Linked DNA regions of Homo sapiens: regions 2 and 3 are each linked to region 1. The links are chromatin loops, found by intact Hi-C in ENCODE. Cell type or tissue: GM12878. All regions are shown on one strand.

What was found. A loop is a pair of places that touch in the nucleus more often than their neighbours do. Peaks named below come from ENCODE experiments on the same cell type or tissue, not always from the same donor. Only the 100,000 strongest peaks of a DNase experiment are listed, where the experiment ranks them.
Region 2: a loop joins it to region 1, with 7 times the contacts of the local background. A loop is called at or near these places in 31 of 110 quality-filtered maps.
Region 3: it touches region 1 in a loop (6-fold over the local background); 13 of 110 quality-filtered maps call a loop at or near these places.

What each region holds. Positions count from the first base shown.
Region 1 is chr18:63,932,908-63,940,907 of GRCh38, reverse strand. SERPINB10 (serpin family B member 10) reads right to left here. Exons shown (of 8, transcript NM_005024.3): 7 at 7,705-7,860; 8 at 4,797-6,070. The coding sequence ends at 5,666. Among named protein-coding and RNA genes, the nearest start is that of HMSD, 12 kb to the left of the region's middle. RefSeq lists an enhancer at 212-712. In GM12878, CTCF peaks have their summits at 4,105 (motif pointing right) and 4,566 (motif pointing right); a DNase peak (open chromatin) is centred at 4,587; H3K4me3 peaks cover 1,219 bases; H3K27ac peaks cover 392 bases.
Region 2 is chr18:63,820,656-63,828,655 of GRCh38, reverse strand. No RefSeq gene overlaps it. Among named protein-coding and RNA genes, the nearest start is that of SERPINB7, 49 kb to the right of the region's middle. In GM12878, a CTCF peak has its summit at 4,524 (motif pointing left); no DNase peak of the experiment used is centred here.
Region 3 is chr18:63,845,542-63,853,541 of GRCh38, reverse strand. No RefSeq gene overlaps it. Among named protein-coding and RNA genes, the nearest start is that of SERPINB2, 38 kb to the left of the region's middle. RefSeq lists an enhancer at 5,206-5,315. In GM12878, CTCF peaks have their summits at 3,364 (motif pointing right) and 5,210; no DNase peak of the experiment used is centred here.

The sequences.
Region 1 (8,000 bases):
ACAGAGACAGTCAGGGCTCCTTGAGCTGTGGTGGGCTCTTCCCAGTTTGAGCCTCCTGGTGGCTTTGTTTACCTACTCAAGCCTCAGCAATGGCGGGCACCCCTCCCCCAGCCTCGCTACCACCTTGCAGTTCGATTTCAGACTGCTGTGCTAGCAGCGAGCGAGCCTCCGTGGGCGTGGGACCCTCCCAGCCAGTCGCGGGATATAATCTCCTAGTGTGCCATTTGCTAAGACCATTGGAAAAGTGCAGTATTAGGATGGGAGTGACCCGATTTTCCAGGTGCCGTCTGTCACGGCTTCCCTTCGCTAGGAAAGGGAATTCCCTGACCAATTGCGCTTCCCGGGTGAGGTGATGCCCCACCCTGCTTCAGCTTACACTCAGTGGGCTGCACCAACTGTCCTGCACCCACTGTCCAACAAGCCTCAGTGAGATAAACCCGGAACCTCAGTTGAAAATGCAGAAATCACCCATCTTCTGCGTTGCTCACACTAGGAGCTGTAGACTGGAGCTGTTCCTATTGGACCATCTTGGAACCTGATCTCTCCTAAGTTTTGTATTTTTAGTAGAGACAGGATTTCACCATGTTGGCCAGGATAGTCCCAGTCTCTTGACCTTATGATCCACCGGCCTCCGCCTCCCAAAGTGCTAGGATTACAGGCGTGAGCCACCACGCCCGGCCATATCTTCAAATATCTTAGTGGAGGGTCAAGCACTGAGGCTGGAACATATTTTTCCGGCACTCAGCAACCCGCGCCTCAGCTTACAGACTGGTAACAACCAAGTGGTGAAGAAGATTCCTTATCTCTAGTGGCTTCCATTCCCTGAACTGAAATAATAGATCTGGAATTGAAGAAAATTCACAGTCCATCAATATAAATGCAAATTGCTTTTTTCTCCCCCTTACTGGAATTTCATGGAAAAATTCTGAATAAATTTACCTCTCTTGTTCCCACAGTTAAGAATCAAAATAATTCATTTTTGAGGGAAAAGGACTCAGCGATGCAATGAGGCCATGCTCTCCTGCTCCACTCTAGATTTCTATTGTACTGTTTTAAAAAGAGAAAAAGTGATTGTATTTTTTAAACCACAGACCATCTTTTACATTTAGATGCTTAGATATTTTCTAAATCCTTCCCACATCAAATCTTTTCATCCCTTGAAATCCCTTCTTCACTAAATAACAGATTTGGGAAACAATATAAACAAACCATTTACTAGTTGTCCATAACTTCATTTATTAGACTTTTATTGTACTGAGCACTGCAACAGGCCATAAGGAAGTTAAGAAACAAAACTAAATAAAATATGTACCTTCTTTTTCTCTGTATCTCAGATGAATGGGAAAGACAGGTTGTATTTACAATAGAGTGGACAGCGGCTTTAATGGAGCAGGTACACAGCAGTATGAGAAGAGAATGATGGAAACAGTAGCTCTGGGGACTCGGGATGAATCCACAGTAGCATCAGTTGAGCTGAGTCTTATAGGATGAGTGACTTTACAGATGGAGAGTGGAGAAAGAATATGTTAGGCAGAGGGGACATATTTCTAAAATGTGGTTGTGAAAAGGTTTGTAGCAGGTGAAGAATGGGTATATTTTGAGGGTGGAATAGAAGGTGTATACTGGGGAGTGGCACATGGTGACATTGAATGAGGTTAAACCCAGTCAGTAGGTCAAGCCTAAACTGGGAAAGATTCTGTCTGCCATTCTAAGAAATTTGGGGCTTATTCTTTGAGCAATGGAAAACCATTATAGAATTAAAACCAGAGAAGTGGCATGATAGCATGATTTATTGATTTCTCTCTCTCTCTCTCTCTCTCTCTCTCTGTCTGATTTACTTTAATGTCAATACTTAGGATGCAGGAGGAGACCAGAACACAAGTATTTTGGGCCTAAGCCCAGACAGTAGCAATGCTGATGCCAAGAACTCATTAGAAGGCAGAAATCACAGGAGCTAATGACCAAGTTGATTTTGGGGGAGAGGGCAAGGAAAAGAGCAGATTACTATATGACTTAGTTTTTTAACATACATAATTGGATAAATGATGACCTTATTAACAGAGAGAGAGAACATGGGGGAAAGGAGTAGCAAGTAAAAATGCCTGGAGACAGAAGTAAAGACTAAGGTATGGTGTAGAGGCACCAAGTGAAGTTTCAGGAGACACAAATTGGCCCAGGCAGCTTGCATATAAATAAGACATTGGTCTGATGAAAGAAGCCTAGATGATGATGCCAATATTTATTTATTTAGAGATAAGGTCTTTACTCTGTCTTCCAGGCTGGAGTGCAGTGGCACAATCATGGCTCACTGCAGCTTTGGCCTCCTAGGCCTAAGTGATCCTCCCTCAGCCTCCCAAGTAGCTGGGATCACAGACATGCACCACCATGCCCGGCTAATTTTTTTTTCTCTTTTGTAGAAACAGGGTCTCACTATGTTGCCCAGGCTGATCTCGAACTCCTGAGCTCAAGTGACCCTCTCACCTTTGCCTCCCAAAGCGCTGTGATTACAGAAATGAGCCACCATGCCCAGCAATGCCAACATTTAAGATATGGCTTCAGAAAGAGGACATAGCAAAAAGGATGTAAAAAAGGAGAAGATACAGAAAAAGCTGGACAAAGAAAAAGAAGGAGGTGAATAGTATCAGCAGCTGCTACTAGAGGAAAAGGAACATTAAGATTGAAGAGAGCCCACTTCTCAGTATTCTAGTCACTACTTACCTTAGTGAGAGTGGTTGGGATAAAAATCAAATTGAATTGGATTGAGATATAAAAGGGAAAAGTGAAGACAGCCCTCTTCGACTACTCTTTCAAGAAACCTAGCCATGAGGAACTAGAGAGAGCATGCTGTCTACAGATAGAGGGAAGCTGGAACAAGGATAGTATGGTAAGGACAGATGGCATTTACCATGTCTTTTGCCTTCTGAATAGTGACAATCAGAAACAGCAGGTAAAATACTAGGAAATTAGGGAAATGTCTTTGATTTAATGAAAAACCTAAACTAAAAAATGTATGGAAGAGCTGTTTAAAAAGGAGGATGGACAGGACCTGGGGATTGTTGGGTAGGAGGGTGAGGAAGGAGAAAGCTGGCATGATTTGCAGACTTACTGACTTGGACAAGCCAGTGAATGGCAGTGACAATAAGCAAGATTGGGGAAAGAGGAAACTGAATGAATTTGGAAGAGAAAATGAATTTCGTTTTTGACATGCTAAGGTTATATGGAAAGTTCAGGGGAAGTTTGGGAGGCAAAGGTGGGAAGGTCACTTGAGCTCAGGAGTTCGAGACCAGCCTGGGCAACATAATGAGACCCTTTCTCTACAAAAAAAGAAAAACTTAGTGGTCCTCAACAAATCGATATAGTTGAAGTCACGGGAATGGAGTGATTTTCCAGAGGGTGTGTGAAGAGCACCAGAGCCCTAAGAACGCCAAAATATAAGCGGTCAATAGAGGAAAAAAGAGCCGGAAAAAGACACTTGGAGAGGCAAGAGAGGCACAGAAAGAACTAGATAAGAGAGTTACTGAAAACAACAAATAAAAGGAGGAGGACTTTTGAGGAGGAAGTTGAGCAGTTTGGGGAGATGACCAGGTTCATATGGGATCACAGAGTGCGTGGCCATAGTTAAGTGGCAGTAAAAGTGCCTAGATTCGAGCGGGTGTAGAATCTTGTGGGTTGGGGGTTAGCCGGGCATCTAGGAGGAACTGAAAGCTGCAGATGTGTGGACAGATGATGGTGCAGGTACCGATGACCAGGAAGCTGAGCCAGATGCTGAAATCCGGAGATGTCGGGAAAAGAGCAGAGGCTCCCGTGTGGTCTAGGAGCTGAGTCAGACGGAGAAATACAGGGCTCGGAGTCCCTGAAAGCAACAGGTAACTTCAGGCCCTAAAATTGGGGTAGCCCCGGCCTCGAGGTGATCCCTGCCCGAGCCTAGCGCCGGTTCTGGGCCAGGGCGCGTGGGGTGTAGGAGCGATGGGCGATGCTACCCGTAGCTCCGTGGAGAGATGGGGCCGGTGAGGCATCCCTAGGGCCACCCCCCCCAACTCCGGGGGGAGTTCCTTCCTCCGGGCTCTGAGCACCAGCTGATGGCGCCCTCCTGAGCCCCTGCCTCCCCACACCGTGTTCTTCCCTTCCGCGCTGGCCTTGCGGGAACTCGCCCGCCCCTGCTAGGGCTCCGCCCCACGGGCGGGCGTGGGTTTCACTCGGAAGCTCTTTCAAGGATTCTGCGCCGCTTGCATTCTGCGGGGCTGGACTGTGTCCGCGGAAGCTCCCCCATCCCCTCAGCCAACCCCGTGCTCCCCTCGAGGGCTCCTGGGAGGACTGGGCTGGCAGCGGGGGTGGGGGTCGCAGGATGCCACGGGTAGGAGGTCATGGGGGGAGGATCACCTTGATGTCCACTTCGGGGAGAGAAGGGTCAAGGGACACCTCATACACCCTAAGGAGACCATCTATTAGTTCCCGCCATAGCGCCCCGTTTATTTCCGTCACCTCACCGATCACCAGCTGTAATTAGAATTAGGTGTTGTTGAGGCTGTGGTTCGCTCTCCACGTCCACTAGAATTAGTCACCAGGAGGTGGCAGCCGAGGCACACCGCGTTCCCCCGCCCTGGACCAGTGTTAGAGGCGACGCGCTCAGGCCTTCTGTGCGGACCCGGAAGGAAGGTCAGGTCCCGGGGCCCGAAAGGAAGAGGCAGCAGCCGAGGATGGGCGCCCAGGAGGAGGAACGCGCGCTGCATTGCGCTCGCCGGGGCTAAGGCTACTGGGGGATGTTGGTATTGAGTATTTCAGCCATCCATAATGACTATTTTTAATAAAACTTTTATTTTGGAATAATTTTAGATTGGCAGAAGAGGTGCAGAGATAATACAGCTAATTCTCATATACTCCAGTACAGTTTCCCCAAGTGATAACATCTTACATGACCACGGTACATTTGTCAAAACTAGGGCACCAACATTGAGAGATTGCTACTAGCTAAACTTCAAATTTCATTTGGATTTCACTAGTTTTTTAAGCTAATGTCAATATAAGTATTTTTTAAATAGCAGAAAAAGGGGGTTTAGTTTTACAATCATAATTTATGAGCCACCAAAATGATTTTTTTGAGACAGGGTCTTGCTCTGTTGCCCAGGTTGGAGTGCACTGGTGTGATCTTGGCTCACTGCAGTCTCAACCTCCTGGGCTCAAGCAATCCTCCTACCTCAGCCTCCTGAGTAGCTGGGAACACAGGTGTGCACCACCATGCCGGGCTAAATTTTTGATCAAAACGATATTCTTGAGAAACTTCGTATTTATCAATATCATATCACCTTTATAAAGATTTTTTTTCATTTAATGATGTATATGAAATATATGATAACAAGTATCATGGATATTGCAAGTGATCAAGAATTGTAAGGCATTCAGTTGAATAGCATAGTACTTCTGAAATGTAAATGAAAGTCACATTAGACAAAATGTTAACGTGTTAAAAATAAAAATCGTCATTCTCTCCAGCTGTACAGATATGACAGGATCATTAGAATGCATTATTTCAAGATCTATTTACTTATATTCAAATGTGAAAAAGGTTTAGACTACAAACTCATTTTTGTGAAAATTGTGCTTTTCCATCTCATGGTACATTTTTCACACTGTAAGATGGTCTTGTTTGTTGAGAGATATGCAGGATTTAGGGGGAGCATAATCTTCCATAAAAAAGAATGGTGTTGGTTTTATTGTGCCTGATGAAGAAGAGGAATGGGTGATTTGCATTGAATTCAATGGATGGGACTCTAATTCGTATATCTATCTCACTCCCACTGCCAGCTGCAGCTTCAGTACCTTGTTCATTTATTTCCACAAAAGCCTTATGGAAAACATTGGACAAAAATAGGTTTCTTGCTGAAGACATTCCTGAGAAATCAGCTTTGCTTTGGCTGAAGGCATCACTCATCCCCATACTGCTCAGGGTTGACTTGAGATCATAACTGTCTTCCAGCTTGAACTTGGGAAGGTGTAGCTGCACTTCATACAACTCCATCATGTCTGCACTGGTCCACTCATTCAGCTTCTCATAGGTGATGGCCTTTTCCAGCTGCCCATTTGGAACCAAGAAAGAAAGAATCAGTAATTCCAAAGTGGAATGAAAAACAGTAGTAGAGAGAGCACCCTAGGAATTACATAGGTGAATTATGATCACTCCCGTTACTCAGGGTGACAACACACACACATCTGGAAATCCTTTGGTTGTATAATGTTGACCTTCAAAATCTTTTTTCTGCAGATTAATTGCTATCCGGATATAGGAGAATTAGAGTTTAATTCAAAATGGAAGTACTTCTGCTATAGTATGCAAGACATCAGCTATACACTCAAATACATAAATATAAATATACATTTAGATGTTAGCTATACAAAAGCATATACTCTAGTTCAAGTTGTAAGCCAAGGCACAAAAAATCTTGTTTATCGACATGGGAGACAGCTCTTTGAAAACAAAATTTGGAATAAAATAACACGTCTATACTCTAATCAAAACAACGTGAGATTAATAATTATAGACTAAGTCAAAAAAGAAAGAAAAGATAAGAAAATCCTCCAAATCTCAAAAGTAATTATTTTACAGTGAGTTTAAGGATGCTTTCCCTCTTCTTTATATTTTAAATTTTTAAAATGATAAATATGTGTGTACATACTATATATGTATGTATATATGTATACACAAAAATACACATGTATATATGTGTATGTTTGATTTTTTAAATGACATGTTTGTTTCAATGCACATGCATCTTCTAGACGGAAGTTTTGGCTGTCAATGGCATACCTGTAAACCACTTACATTAATAACATGACAGTATCTTCAGCTCAGGAAATTGCACTTCTAGGTTTTTATCTTACAAGGGCTTGACTCTGATGGTTATTTGTCCACACTGGTTTTATTTTCACTATCCTCTCCAGTTTCACAAATTTTATGACATAATTTGGAAATATTTTCTACATACTAGTAGGATCGTGGAAACTTATAAGTATTAAGAGTCTGACACATGTGAAAAATTAGACACTGTGCAAAGAAAGACAGGCCATCCGTTGCATGAGACTCATGTTCAGTTTAGGCATGCAAATTGCTCAGAAGCATGGTTTGACAAAAGTTGTGTCCAGATTAATAGAAATTTAGCTGGTAAACAGCTTAAATAATTCTTGAAGACAGTATTGATAGAGACTTTTTCTCCTGAAGGTTGCTTACTTGATAAAAATGTTCAACAAATAAGTTTTGGAAGACAGCTTGATGTCTGCGTACGTGTGTGTATACTAATGCAAATGGTTAAAATATTAATTTCAAATTACATAGGTCCTACCAGAGGGAAACCTAGACTGATTGAAAGATGGTTATGATCAATCCACACAGTTCTGTGACTGACAAGGTATATTTGTATCTGTTGTACATGTGGCTATGTGTGTGATGACCCCAGGCTGGAGCTGTCTATACATTGCCTAACCTTTCTGAGGAACAGTAATATTAATTTTATAGAGTGTTGTAAAGTTTAAATAATATTGTGAAGGTGAAGTGCCTAGAACTCAAGGTACATTGGTGACCTTTCTCTATAGGAATTAAATAATAGGGAGAACATTCTTCCTGAGGACAATTGGGAGAAACCTTGGCCAAGCAGTTCTTTTCTTAGTAAACACTGGAAACACCCTCACATCAGACACACTGATGTTATTTACCTGTTCCAGCCCATTAATGTCTTCTGGCAGTAGTATAAGCAGGCTGAGGTCACGGCTTTTGTAGTAGAGTTGAAGGCCCACTGCTTTTGGCTTTTCTATGTGAAAAATGTGAAGCTTTTTCTTCATAAACATCATTTGCACTGGTTTGCTTGTAGTCTAAAAAAAACAAAAAAACAAAAAAACAGGTAACAAGGTCATTGAAGAAGTATTCCACCAACTCCTTAATTCTCTACCATCATTGGCTCTCAGTTGGTGAAACTGCTGATTCTCTGCTAAATGCTGAATAAAGTTATCCA
Region 2 (8,000 bases), 110 kb after region 1:
ATAATGACATGGAGCAAAAACTCAAATGTAAAATAAAAGACAAAATCTTCTGAGAAAATCTAGCATATTTTCTTACATGTACATTTGCATGTACCCTATGACCCAGCAATTCCACTAGTAGATATTTATTTAACAGGAGTGAAAGAATATGTACTCAAAAAGCCTTTTACAGGAATATTCACAGCAGCATTATTCATAATAGCTAAAGAAATACCTGAGACTGGGTAATTTATAAAGAAAAGAGATTAATTGGCTTACAGTTCTGAAGGCTGTACAGGAAGCACAGTGGCTTCTGCTTCTAGGGAGGCCTCAGGAATCTTCCAGTCATGGCAGAAGACAAAGAGGGAGTGAGGCGTCTCACATGGCAGGAGCAGAAGCAAGAGAGAGAGATGGGGGAGGTTCTACTCACTTTTAAATGATCAGATTTCATGAGAACTCACTATCGTGAGAATAGCACCAAGGAGATAGTGCTAAACCATTCATGAGAAACTGCCTCCATGATCCAATCACCTCCCCCCAGGCTGCACCTCCAACGCTGGGGATTACAATTCTACGTGACATTTGGTGGAGACACAGATCAAAACCATATCATAAACTCTGAAAAATTCATGCTTCAGCTGGGTCTGCCTAAAGTATGATTGAAGTTGTTACAAGCTAGCAACTGAAAGTTAGAATCCTAAACTCTTTTGTATTTTATATGAAACAAAATGCATGTATAAAATATATTTTATATTCTATATTAGCATGTATTTATCTATCTGTAATATCTTTTTTATTTTCCCATAGTTTTGCGTGCATTTATCTATCTGTAATATCTTTTTTATTTTGCCACAGTTTTGATAGCACAGACAATTCTAGAGTAGATTAAATAAAGACAGAAAGAAAAGGTTTCGACTTTATTTATGGAAACATGTTTTATTCTAACTTACCAAGAGAAGTGGATGAGCTGCTTCTGCAAAAATTCCACTTGCCATGTGGGCTTGATTGCAGCTGGACTTACTGATTTCAGAGAGGAAAGCTTGAATACGTGAATAGACTCTTCTATCTTGATCACATAAGATAGTGTTAGAAAATACTTGAAAATGGGAATTGTGGTATCTGGTACTTTAGTATTAACTGAAGTTGACAAAAAAGGAACCAAATACTATTAATTCCACTATTTGTACATATTTATTTTATATGAAAAGTATTTATTCAGAAATAGAAACTCTAATTTTACACTTGACAAGAACTCATTTTATATTTACCTATAATTTCAAGCACTTCTTGGTGAGCTAGAATGAACATGCTTGATAGCACAGTGACTTAGTTATTATATACAGATCCATTCTTTCTTATTAAGTAGCATGTCTTATTTTGGTTGTGGTCTGTTATTTGGTACAATTTCTGGACACTAAAAATAGAGGTTGGGAAGGCTGAGGGTGATGGAAGGGTGGTAAACCTGGAGTCTTTTGTCCTTACTGTGAATTTCATTGACCAGTTCTACTTTACTTCTGAAAGAGATAATGACCATTTTACAGGTGGCCTGACTGCTAGCTCCTCTCTATATTGTCTATTGCTGTTATTTCTCATTACCTGACTTTATTTCCAGTTTGCAATAAATAACTTAAATTCTTGCTTTTCACCAAAATGTGCAGCCTGACAATCTGAGTGAACGTGGAGAGCAGGCATCAGAGCAACATGTTACAATCATAAAGGAGTAAAGGGTGACTTGGCACATCCCTGCCCAAGTCAGAATTCATCCTATCTTCCCCACCAGCTGGCCCAGAGCAAACAATACTGACGTATTAATTTTAGTACAGTTGACATCAGGAAAATGTATTTGCTGTGTGTTTTAATACGTAAGAATTATGAGCCATAAAATCTGGTCTTAGCAGCCCCACCATGGATGATACTGGGGAAGCCCACATCTTTTATGAAGTGACAGATGGCTGTAGACAAATGAAGGTATACATTATACATTTCCCCCAGAAATGAACATATATCAATAAAACTCATAAAGTCAAACCATCTTCATATAGTTACAATTTCAAAATATGATATATTTATCTCTTTGTGGTTGACATTCCCATATTCATCTACATTTTTTGATCCTTGTATTTGTTGAAAACTCACTATCATCTAGGGACTGTTTGAAGCAATTCTACCCTCTGGGTGGCTTTTGGGATTGCGTTATGAAATGTCTGTGAGAATAATCTCCCTTTTGCACTTACTGCTCATGGGAGAGAATAGCTCTTTTTCTTCAAGACACATTGTGTCCAGCTTAACTATTTGAGTTTTTTAATTGTCACCTCTTATTTCCAAATCTTAACATGATTAATTCTTTCAAAGAAGCATGGTAGGAGTTTGTGTATGTATCTACATTCTAGATGCAAAGGATGTATGGAACAAATACTGTTTATCTCCATAAACATTTAATCCTCATGGACTGAAGATGGACTGCTGTAATAGAAGTAAAAATGAAAACAGAAACAATACCTCCTCATTGGAAGAACTTGAAGTTCTTGTTAATTCATCCAAGTGGAGCACCTGCAATGGAAAACAAAGAACGATTTTCAAAGGCTTTGCAAATGTTATGCCAAAAGACCAGATAGTGACACAGCAGGCCATTTTCTTGTCATAAATGATACACTTTTTACATTTTTATGAATTTTCTGTTATTCATTCCACCTGTCTTTTTTTCTGTTTCTTACTTTTGTTCCTCATCTTTAAAAAATCATATTATTTGAAAGAAGAAAGGTGAGTTTGAAAATAAAACCTTTCAAGTGCTCTTAGGCAGTGTTCTGAGTGTCGGAAAGTTAAGAATGGGGGGTAGGCATTAACTCTTATATATGTATATTCACCATTACAACCCTTGCGTTAGAAAGCAAACTAAAGGTTTAAAAAGACTTTAAAATAAATTCAGGCTTGCTTAATTGTATTTCACATTGACCTCAGAATTATATGCTGGGTATAAAAAAAACAGGACAGAAGAAAAAGTACTTGCTATATTATTCCATTTATTTGAAATTTTAGAATAGGCAACCCAATCTATGATGGTATAGAAAAAGCAAACTGAAGGTTTAAAAAGATGTTTTAAAACCAATTCAGGCTTGCTTATTTGTGTTTCACTTAAATTTGTTCATCTGTGCTTTGCTAGTTGTGAAACATAGTAGGAACCTCATAAATATTTGTTGAATGAAGGATGAATAAATAGTGAATGGATAAATGAATGCATTTTAATATCATTTGCAGGTAGTTAATATTATTTATTGTTCTCTGGCCATATACAAATAATGATTTGAATTCACATAATTGGTAATTATTTTCAGGTTGCCTTCACAAATATTATCTGATTTGCTCTGCACAGTATCCCTTTGAGACTCCAGGAGCTGGTACTATTTTTCTTCACTACTATTAACATGTTTCCTGTAGTACTGTAGTCACAAGGCAACTTGATATGGTTTGGATCTCTGTCGCCACCCAGATCTCACGTTAAATTGTAATCCCCAGTGTTGGAGATAGGGCCTGGGGAGAGGTGATTGGATCGACCATGGGAGTGGATTTTCCCCTTTGGTTTTGTTCTTGTGATGGAGTTCTAATGAGATCTGGTTGTTTAAAAGTGTGTTGCCCCTTCCCCTCCACCCTCTCTTCCTTCTGCTCTGGCCATGCGAAGTGCTGACTTCCCCTTTGCCTCCCACCATAATTGAAGCCATGCAGATGCTGCCATGCTTCCTGTACAGCCTGCAGAACTGTGAGCCAATTAAACCTTTTTTAAAAAATAAATTGCCCAGTCTCAGGTATTTCTTTTTCTTTTCTTTTTTTTTTTTTTTTTGAAATGGAGTCTTGCTCTGTCGCCCAGGCTGGAGTGCAGTGGCGCGATCTCAGCTCACTGCAACCTCCAACTCCTGGGTTCAAGTGATTCTCCTGCCTCAGCCTCCCGAGTACCTGGGATTACAGGTGCCCACCACCTCGCCAGGCTAAGTTTTGTATTTTTAGTAGGAGACGAGGTTTCCCCATGTTGGGCCAGGCTGGTCTCGAACTCCTCAGGTGATCCGCCAGCCTTGGCCTCCCAAAGTGCTAGGATTACAGGTGTGAGCTACCACGCCCGGCCCAGTCTCAGGTATTTCTTTACAGCAGTGTGAGAATGGACTAATACACAACTACTTGGCTTACTTGAGGTATAACCATAATTTCCTAAGGTCTCTATCAGATAACAGCTAAATCAAAAACCTGCAGATCTCTTCAGATATTTAAACGCTGAGTGCTTTTATTATGTTTTGTGTGGTTTTTAAAAGTAGAAATGAAATACACAGGCAGCAGATACAGAACAGATATAATAACCGATATTAAAACAAGGAAGAGAGCTTGCTGTGCATGTGCTTTGAAGAGCAAGAAAATTATAATGGAGCAATGATTATAGAGAGGTAGACTCCAGCTCAATGTGAGGAACAACTTTCTAACCTTTAGAGCTGTCTGAATGTTTTTGAAAGGCTCGTGTTAGAAGACACAACGCTGCTCCATAATCTAGGGAATGCATGAATGGCGCCCCCTGGTGTTGCTTCCATCATCATCCTCATTATCATCATTTCCATTACCGCCATCATCAAAAGAAAAGTGCAATTATTAAGCCTGCAATTCTAAGCATTTGGCTCAATCTCTGAATGTTTTGGGGGAAGAATCATTAAGAGGAAAAATATGAGAATTCTTCTTCATTTTTGTATGGGAAGAAGAGAAGGAAAAGTTTGATTTGATTCTGTTCTTACTCGGTCAGCTTGGCTGTCAGAGACAAATAATTATTTCCACTCCAGACTCTCTGTCTGACTTGTGCCCGCAGCACTGCAGCCCACACCATATCTCTGGTTGCAAAACCTGAGGCAGCACAAGTGCAGCCAAGGCGGCCAGCCAGTCTCTCACGTTGAAGAAAGCGGGTGAGGACAGAGGGATTCTACCCTATGCATCCACATCCCAAGATGATTGTAAAGATTCCCACAGCTTCCTCATTCTCAACTATGTCTCCATCTCCACATATATATACTTACCAAACACATATTATGGGTGAGTCACTCAGGAGCTATTCTTCTAATGCACGCAAAGAGAAAAAAATGGAACACAACAGCCTTAACATTTAATTTTTCTTTCTTTTCTTTTCTTTTTTTTTTTTTTGAGACGAAGTCTTGCTTTTGTCCCCCAGGCTGGAGTGCGATGGCACAATCTCGGCTCACTGCAACCTCTGCCTCCCAGATTCAAGCGACTCTCTTTCCTCAGCCTCCTGAGTAGCTGGGATTATAGGCGCCTGCCACCATGCCCGGCTAATTTTTGTATTTTTAGTAAAGACGGGGTTTCACCATGTTGGCCAGGCTGATCTCGAACTCCTGACCTCAAGTGATCCACCTGCCTCAGCCTCCCAAAGTGCTGGGATTATAGGCGTGAGCCACCAGGCCTGGCCAATTTTTCTTGTTTTTAAAAATAACATTAAATTCCGTGTTAGACTACAGCTTCTCAATTAACTTCCAGTTTAAAACCCAAATTGGGAGAAGGCTTGTTCCATTAGTTAATTATCCCCTCTAAAATAGAGAGATAATTAAGGCAAATGGAAAGATCCCTACTAAGAAATATTTTCTCCACTCACCTAAAATTCTCAATTGAGTTGCAGTACTATTTACCCTTAGAAGATTGTAAATTCTTTCATTAGATTATAAGCCTCTTGGGGACAGAAGCCTTATGAAATATTCTTTATGTGATCTATAGTCATTTGTTTATTCATCCAGCAATTATTGAGTCAATGGGCAAAAATAGTTTTGTAAAGCCTCCTTAGCGCTGGGTGCTAGAGGCACTGGTCATTTACTATGCACAGAGCACAATTCAGCACAATCCTGAATATTGTATACTTATCATCTGACTTGAGTTATCCACTTGTGTCTTAAAACACATTAATTTCAGTCCACCTGGCACCTAGATTGTGTTTTGAGAAAACAGATCACATAAGAGGAAGTAGAAGAAAGGAGGTTAAAGGGGCCCGAATTTTAGGAAGCATCTTGGGATGCTGACTTACACCAGGATGGCACTTGGTAGCTAAGAATGTACAGGAAGGGATGGAGGTGGGGACTCCCAATTTTCCATGGGCCTGGTTGGCATCATTGAGTGTGTCTCCTCCTTCCAGCCTCGGCTATCCCTTCTTCGACTGCTCCACAGAAGAGAGCTATGGACACTGTTTTTTTTTTTTTTTTCCTGAGACGGAGTCTCGCTGTGTTGCGCAGGCTGAGGTGTAGTGGCATGATCTCGGCTCACTGCAAGCTCCGCCTCCCGGGTTCACGCCATTCTCCTGCCTCAGTCTCCCGAGTAGCTGGAACTACAGGTGCCCACCACCACGCCTGGCTAATTTTTTTGTATTTTTAGTAGAGACGGGGTTTCACCATGTTAGCCAGGATGGTCCCAATCTTCTGACCTTGTGATCCACCCACCTCGGCCTCCCAAAGTGCTGGGATTACAGGCGTGAGCCGCCGCGCCCGGCCTATGGACACTCTTACCTTTTACACCCTTTTTTGAGGGAGGCAATTTCCTAGGAAACTTTAGGCGAGAGTGGACCTTCTCTTGTGTTTACAGAGTCCAGCATCTATAAAATCTCCATATCATGACAGTGTTTGAAATTGTAACCTGATTGTCCTCTAGACATGACTGAAAGTGTGTTGTGATGCACCTTCTCCATGTGAGATGCACTGTTGCCTCTGGCTCCAAAAAGCCCCACAGCCAAGGAGACAGGAGAGTCAAGGGACAAAAGAAGAGATTCTCAGTTGCGTGGCCATAGCTAATTTCTTTAAAGGCATCAAAGCAGAATTGTGCATTTGCTGCACTGAAAGAGCCTCTTTCTCTACCTGCATCTGGAATACAAAGGCAAACGTCAACAACAACCATAAAAATATAAATTGAAACACCACTATTTAACAGTTTATTTCAAATTAGGGCAAGACTTTTATTTTGTCAACATAAGTGCTCAGCGAGGGGCTTTGGGGAAGCAAAAATAATGCAGATTTTATAACCAAATACATTTCCTACTCTGCCATATTCTAATTTTATGGCCAGTTACCTAAGATCTTTTGGCTTCTATTTCCTTTTCTCGAAAAGTGCTTAAATAACAGCTTCCTTATAGGATTAGTGCAATGATTAAATCATGTGATGTTTATGGGGTTCCCAGGACAGTGCCTGCAAATGGTGGTCGAGTAATGCCATTTTGTTACTATTGCTGTTGTTATTGTTAGCTTAGTTTAGTTCCCTTTGTCAGGGTAATAACAAAAAAGACAATGTTATAATTTTGATCCCAATAGGCACATGACCTCACTGCATCTTGCAGAAGTACACAAAAGGGGCTGAAGGAGAGGGTAAGTATGCACCAGCCAAAGCCAATTCCCATCCCCATTTCCCATTGGAAAAACATCTCAAAGTACACATCCTTTCACAGTGGGTTGGCAGTGCCATCAACATAAATAAAGGAGTATACTATTTTATCTGTATTTTTAAGGTGGGGAAAAATATAACTAAGTGTATTATCATCCTATAGAATGAATATTCTACTTTCTTCTTTGGAGTCTTCTTCAAATATTTACTGAGAGACAGAGTTTCCTGTTCTAAGGTTTTTGGAACTGGCAGAGCTCACCTGGGCTTAATGCCTTCTCAAGTGGTTGCTCACAGCCACAATAGGGTTTTGGAACTCTGAGTCTCTTCAAAGGAGCTAACATAAAGCCATGTAAGAGAATTCCAGGAAGAACATTCCTTCATTCCTGCCTTCCTTCCTCCATTCACTAAACCCTCCCTTGCACTGGGAACTGTCTGGAGGAATAAGGCTGGAGAACAACTCGGGAAGTTCAGCATTGCTGCTGCTGCCTGGCACCTGCACTGAAGTCAGTTGCAGGTGGAATCAGGTAATGGGAGCCCATGCGCTGTGTTCTGCATCTCCCTTCCTTGCCTGAGGCTGCCGTGTTAAAAAACCATGGTGGGGTCTACAGCCTCTTGGGATTAGTGCT
Region 3 (8,000 bases), 87 kb after region 1:
AATAACTAAAAGAGTATATTTGGATTGTTCGCAACACAAAGATGGATACCCATTTATGTTGATGTGGTTATTATGCATTTATGCCTTTATCAAAATATCTCATGTCCCCATAAATATATATACCTAGTACATACCCACAAAAAATTAAAAATTAAAAACATTTTAAAGTTTTCCCCTTATTTTTAGGTATGGGTTTTCTTCATTTTGTGAAAGGGTGGCCTGCCTTTCCACACCTGTGGGTATTTTTTGTCTGGTGGGACGAGAGACTGAGAAAAGAAATAAGACACAGAGACAAAGTATAGAGAAAGAACAGTGGGCCTAGGAGACCGGTGTTTAGTATACAGAGGACTTGTACCGGACTGGTCTCTGAGTTTTTTTAGTATTTATTGATTATCATTTTTACTATTTTAGTAAAGGGAATGTGGCAGGAGAACAGGGTGATAGTGGGGAGAAGTTTAGCAAGAAAACATGTGAGTAAAGGAATCTGTGTTACAAATAAGTTTAAGGGAAGGTACTATGTCTGGATGTGTATGTAGGCCAGATTTATGTTTCTCTTTATTTAAACATTTTAGTGTAGTAAAGAGTAACAGAGTAGTATTGTCGCCAGTATATTTTGCCTCTAGTCACAGGGCGGTTTTTTTTTTCTGTCTCAGAATAGAACGAATGTATGATCGGCTTTTATACCGAGACATTTTGTTCCTAGGGGCATGCAGGAGACAGAGGCCTTCCTCTTATCTCAACCGCAGGAGACCTTCCTCTTCTACTAATCCTCCTCAGTACAGACCCTTTACGGGTGTCAGGGTGGGGGACGGTCAGGTCTTTCCCTTCCTACGAGGCCATATCTCAGGCTGTCTCAGTGGGGAGAAACCTTGGACAATACCTAGGCTTGCTTGGGCAGAGGTCCTTGCGGCTTTCCACAGTGTATTGTGCCCCTGGTTAATCGAGAATGGAGAATGGCGATGACTTTTACCAAGCATACTGCCTGTAAACATATTGTTAACAAGGCACATCCCGCACAGCCCTAGATCCCTTAAACCTTGATTTCATACAACAAATGTTTCTGTGAGCACAGGGTTGGGGCTAAAGTTACAGATTAACAGCATCTCATGGCAAAACAATTGTTCAGGGTACAGACCAAAATGGAGTTTCTTATGTCTTCCTTTTCTACATAGACACAGTAACAGTCTGATCTCTGTTACAGCTTCTACAGAAAATCTAATTACGCTATTTCAAACAATAGGACAATTCTGCCCATGGTTTCCAGAACAGGGAACTTTAGATCGAAAAGATTGGGAAAAAATTGGCAAAGAATTAAAACAAGCAAATAGGGAAGGTAAAATCATCCCACTTACGGTATGGAATGATTGGGCCATTATTAAAGCAACTTTAGAACCGTTTCAAACAGAAGATAGTGTTTCAGTCTCTGATGCCCCTAAAAGCTGTGTAATACATTGTGAAGAAGAAGCAAGGACAGAGTTCAAGAAAGGAACGGAAAGTTCACATTTTAAAAATGTAGCAGAGTCTGTAATGGCTCGGTCAACGCAAAATGTTGACTACAATCAATTACAGGAGGTAATATATCCTGAATCATCAAAATTAAAGGAAGGAGGTCCAGAATTATTAGGGCCATCAGAGCTTAAACCACAAGGGCCATCAACTCCTCCTCCCGCAGTTCAAATGCCTGTAACATTACAACCTCAAATGCAGGTTAAACAAGTGCAAACCGTTGGGTCCCTTTCCTGGCCAGCATCAGTTTTAAAGTTACCGGGAACTGCTATGCCTCAAGATCTCCCTGTTTTCTGGTGTGATCTCAGCTCACTGCATCCTCTGCCTCTCAGTTCAAGTGATTCTCCCTGCCTCAGCCTCCTGAGTAGCTGGGATTACAGATGCCTGCCACCACATCTGGCTAATTTTTTTTTTTTTTTTTTTTAGTAGAGATGGGATTTCACCATGTGGGTGAGGCTGGTCTCAAACTCCTGACCTTAGGTGATCTGCCCGCCTCGGCCTCCCAAAGTGCTGAGATTATATGGGTGAGCCACCGTGCCCGGGCAAGACCTATTGTTTTCATAAAAAGAAGAAATATGTTATCAAATATCTCATTACTCCCAGCACAAGCCCTGTTTTATCACTCACAATCAACATATAGCAACCGTTTGCCTAATTCTTCCCTACCTTTGGATTCCTAGCTCACCCTTTGACCTTGTCTCCTATTGATGCTTCCCTGGTGCTAACAGTGGCTTCTCTCCATTAGATACAATAGTTTCTGACAATCTATATATGATTAGTGCATACCTTGCATTATTCTTGAAAGACAGCATTAGAAATGGATTCCACCTAAATATACTGTCAATAGGAATAATCTCCTATACTAGACTAGACGATGTCTAAAATCTTACCATCAATGCGGCCACAGTCTACTGTCTCTGCTAATCCACGTCTAAATCTAGGACATGACTGTGCGGGGCTTAGTATTACATTCTAAGAGAGTTATCCTGTTCAGCACACAGATTAAGGCCACACCACTGTAAGAGGGGAAGCAATTTCAATGAACATGTCAATCACTGGAAAGTGAAGGAGGTGCTAAAACAGAAAATACAGTTCAGAGGTAACTATGAGTGAGGGGGGAGGGAACTGTATTTCTCTCTAGGTCCAGCGTTGAAGACATTTAAATGCCTGGATTTTTGATTGTGTGTACTAGGTATTAAGAGTCACCCTGACTGTGGAGGAGGGCCCGAGATCAGGATGGGACATGTTCAAGCCCCAGAGTGCAAGCATATTTTGTAAGATATCATCCAGTTTTACATTGTTCTGTTTGGTTGACTCCACATCCTTTAGTTAAGTCTCCTTAAACAATTTCTATTTTGTCTCATCATACCTCAGAGAATTAAAAGGAAAATGAAGTTTGGCAAACAAGAATTATTTTCTATTATCAACCCTAAAGAAGCCGAATTTTATTTTTATTAAGGAAATACAGTACTTCCATACTTGATTCTCAAAGAGCATTTTCTGATTTTTTTCATTGTGTTATCCGACTACAGTCCCCTTGTTTAAAACCTTAAAATATTCTATTATTTTCTGTTGTAACATTTATTATAATAATAGTGGTAGAGTTCATGGTGTTATTTTCTTTATTTCCCTCATTGGCTTGGTAACTATACGCTATCAGAGACCAAGTCTTCTTTCATTTCCTGCAGCATTTCAGTATTCTCAACTGATGTCAATAAATAATTAAGTCCCGCATATTGTGTAAAGCAGGATTTCTCAACATCAGCACTGTTGACATTTTGGGCTGGGTAATTATTTGTTGTGGGGCTGTCCTTTACATTGTAGCATGTTCAGCCACATCTCTGGCTTCTAACCACCGGATGGCAGTAGCAGCCCTTCCCTACAATTCTGACCATCAAAGATGTCTCTAGACACAGAGCCAGATGTCGCCCAGGGGCAAAATCACCCTTAGTTGAGAACCATGATCAAGAATATTGCAGCATTCAAAATGCTTTCAGGTTAAAAAATAAAGAATACTGCATCATTCAAAATTCTTTCACAAAAAAAGATGATTGTTAAAAGTTGAATGATAGTAGTGATAAATAAAAATCTGGCTTAAATTGATTGAATCATGTAATTTTCAAACATTTATTTTGGCAATTTCCAAAAGCCTCAAAATAGATGGAAGAAAGGGAAGTAGCATTAATAGATCATACCTACTAGGCACTAGGCACTTACCTTACAGTGATTCATCTAATGATCCACAAAATGTAATGAAATAAGTTAATATCAGGACTCCAGAGAAGGGTCTGTTTTCTGAGGTATTCTCCACAAAATGTAATGAAATAAGTTAATATCAGGACTCCAGAGAAGGCTCTGTTTTCTGAGGCATTCTCCACTGACCATTCACCATTAGTGTAATAATTTTTAAAATAGCATAATAGTTAAGCCCATGGGCTATAGTGGTAGCTAGAGGGTTCCAGGCCTGGTGTTGCCATCTGTTAGCTGTGGGACTAGGGCAAGTTATAAGCACTCTGTGAGCTTCAATTTCCTCACCCATGAAGATGGATTTAATTATAGTACTCCCTTCATAGGTTTTGTGAGAATTAAGTGACATAATGCATACAAAGTGTTTAAAACATTGCCCAAACCTTAGTACCCAATAAATATTGCTTCTAAAAATAAAATTAACTTTACATCAAAAGGAGCACACCAATTGCAAGCACCTAAATAGTAAGACATAACCCGATTTCAGAGACTTTAAAAATACCTTAAGCATTTATCTGATAACTCATGTTGTTGTCCATCTTTTCATGTGCTTATTGGCCATCTGTATATTTTCTTATGTAAGGTGTCTGCTAGAATATTTTGCATGTGTTTTAACTGAATGTTTTTCTTTGAGTTTATTATTTTGAATATAAGACCTTTATCTGCTATATGTGTACAAATATTTTCTCCCAATTTCTGATTCACCTTTTTGTTTACTAGGAAGAGCAAATGTTTTTACTTTTGATAAACTCCAATTATCCTTTTTTTCATTTATTATCTGTGCAATTCATATTTTAAGGAATCCTTGCCCAGCCAGATCTCACAAAGATTTTCTCCCGTATTTTCTGCTAGCAGTTCTAACTTTTTACATTTAGGACTATGATCCCTTTCAAGTTAAACAAAATGTGGTGTATCCAGACAGTGGAATACTACTCAGCAGTAAAAAGGAGTAAGTTACTGATACACACAATTTAATCTCAAAATTATTAGTCTGAGTAAAAGCAGCCAGACACAACAGAGTAGATGCTGCATAATTCCATTCATAAAAACTTTTAGAAAATACAAACTCATGCATAGTGACAGAAAGCTGATTATTGGTTGTCTGTGGATGGGGATGGAGGCAGAGTGGACTTCAAAAGGGGATGAGGAAACTTTAGGAGGTGATGGAAGTGTGGCATCTTGATTGTACTGCTATGTTTACAACCGTCAAACTAATAAAATGGCTTACTATAAATATGTGCAGTTTATTTGATGTAACTTATACCTCAATAAAGTTTTTAAAACCCATTTAAGATCAAGGAGATAAAGAATTTTGCTCAAGCTAGTTGGTGCAGAATTAAGATCCTATATTCACATCATGCCAACCCCAGCACTTGTCTGACTTCACGGCACCTTAATGTTCCACAAACGGTATCTAATGTTGGCTCTCAGTGGGTAACAAGCAACTCCTGTCCTCTAGAGGTCAGGCTTGTCCAGGAAAATAATTCCAGAAACTGGTAAATACACTTGCTCACTTGAAAGTAGCCTTACACTATGTTGGAGGAAATACTTTGTGTGTGTGTGTGTGTGTGTGTGTGTGTGTAATTTGCATAAAAAAATTAGTGTGGTTTAGTATGAGACCCTATCCCCACATAAAAAAACCCCACATTTCCCTAGAGTAAGGATGATGAGAGTTAGCATTTTATGGAAAGATAACCTGTTCAAGGAGTCTGAAAAGGACCTTAAATCAGGAAAACCTGGTTCTATGCAGATTTTAAGCCAGAAGCACTGTAGCAAAACCCAGGTACCCTGAGCTATATCGGTTATTTTCTTCCAGAAGTGAAAGTTGGAACAATTTAATAAAGAGCAATAACTTATTACGGATCTATTAAATGCCTGGGCTTGTAGTAGGTGCCTTACACGTGTCAGCATACTAATCCTGACAACAACCGTCTGAGGCTAACGCTAGCCCTACTACTTTCACTGGGGAGGAAGCAGTTGTCAGAGAGGCAAATAACGTCTTCATGTTCCCAGTCAGTGGAGCCTTGTTGCCTCCAAAACCTAATTCACCACTGCGAGATATTACATTTTTATTTTAACAAGACTAAGCCCTAACTGAAATGTATAGTTCATTAATATAAGCAATTTTCAGCCATGGTTGAAGTTTTTGGCCAAAGACCTTCTTTCAATGGAACTGAAGAGATAATATTTTGTCATTGTTCTTATATGTTATACTTAAATCTAAGTGTCCAAATGTCATACTAGTTTACATTTTGTCACTCTTCAAAATGTTATCTCTTTTACTACTAATCATCTTGACAGCACTAATGATACATCTTAACCTGAATTTTACACTAAACTTTAGAAAAGAAGCATTTACCCATATTGATATAAATTCTTCTAAAATCGTTTCCATGGAATGATAATATTCCATCTTGTCAATTCATCATAATTCACTAACCCATATTCCTCTTTTTGTTTTGGATACTTTGCTTGTTTTCTTGGTCTTTGCTAGTAAAAATGAATAAATAAAACAAAAACGTAAAATGGCATGATTATTTCATGTAAAGCTGTTTTCAGTTGTAAATTCAGACGTGATAAAAACGAATAACATTTTAAGCCCCTTTACACTTCTTGACACAATTATTTCCAACATGTTTTACTTACAAAAATATTTATGATGCATCATTAAGAGATAGAAACAGTTCATAAAATATCATCTTTGTATTGGTCACAGGGTTTTTAAAGGCTACTCATATCACACTCGGGGTCAAACAGTCACTGGCTATGTTATTTAATGACTGCATTGGAGACAGTGATGACAAGTTGCTTGAATTTGTAAATGAAAACAATCTAAGAGGAAAAGTTTGGAATACACATTCAGGATATACCAAATCTGGAAATGTTAAATTTAATAGGTACAGATTTTTTTGAAGCCCTCAGAACTGTATAAGGATGATTTAGAGAGAGAATGCAAGCATATAAAAATAAGACAATAGACTTGAGGGTGTGAGTACACCCGAGGGGAACTTCTGGCCCAGACTAGAAAGGGATTATCCATGGCTCTAATTCAGGCTACTTAGAGAAAGGGGTGGGTGTAAGTGATAGCAAGAAATGTCTATGATTTCCATCCTAAAGATGTTAGGAAGCCTAAGGTAAGAGATGGAATTTGGAACCAGTTGAGACCCCAGTGTCACCCAGATAGACCCGAAGGGTAGGCTTATCAAGAACTACATCCCTGGACTTCGGGATGTCGGCTTCTTTGTTCTGCATGAAGCCAGAAGGATGCTGAATTGCTGATTTGCTTTATAAATCTGTAAGGACCTCAAGAATGTAAAAATGACATGCATATTCCACATAATTTAGGATCACAGTGCCCAGGGAATCTGATCATAATGTCTAATTCTTCCCTGGCCACTCTATAAACAGTATTTTCTAGTCAAGAAAAGCTCCTACCTGAGTCAGCCAAGCCTCCAAAATCCTGACTTCTGAGCTGAGGGTCTTGGCCTCAATGATCTTGATCTCCTTTTTTATTTCTTTTTTAAAAATCTCAAAAAAGAGATTTGTGTTGCTAGTTTCATTCCATCTTCTCTGAGGCAAAAATGATATCACAGTTAACTAAAAATTTAGGAACAAAGACCAAAAATATAACTCCAAGGACAGTGGTTGCCATAAAGCTTCCCTGATAACATGGTTTGGGGGACAACTCTTATATCTCAAAGCACCTAGGAAATGACTACCTAAATGAGTAAGATTCAGATTTAGGCATTTATTTGTCAATAACTGATTAATTATACCTCTAACTGTCTATCACCTCTGGGACTCATTGAATGCCCCTCTTAGGACTGGGCTGAGGGATTTCTTTTACTATGTAAGTACTCAGAGCTGAAATTCAGCTGGTTTGTACAGTACAGCAGACTCAAAGCAAAATTCTTACAATACTTTCATACCAGTAAATTGCTGATGCACCATTCTCCAAATCCCCCCCTGCTCCTGTCCCTGTCCCTTCCTTGGGAGGCCCAGTCACCTCTCCATCCAGTAATTTTACTGTGTGTCACAGGAAGGGGCCTCCATCATGCTCCAATGCTGCATCTGGAGTCGTTCTGATGGATTGACGCCCACTGGCAAAATAATTAAACAATTCAATTAAACAATTTGAATACCACCTCTCTTCACTTCTATTTTATTCAGTCACTTATTTTAAGCTCTTTAAAGGTATCATTACTTTGGCCTTTAACTCAAAATTAGAACTAAGTGTGGGAAGTCAC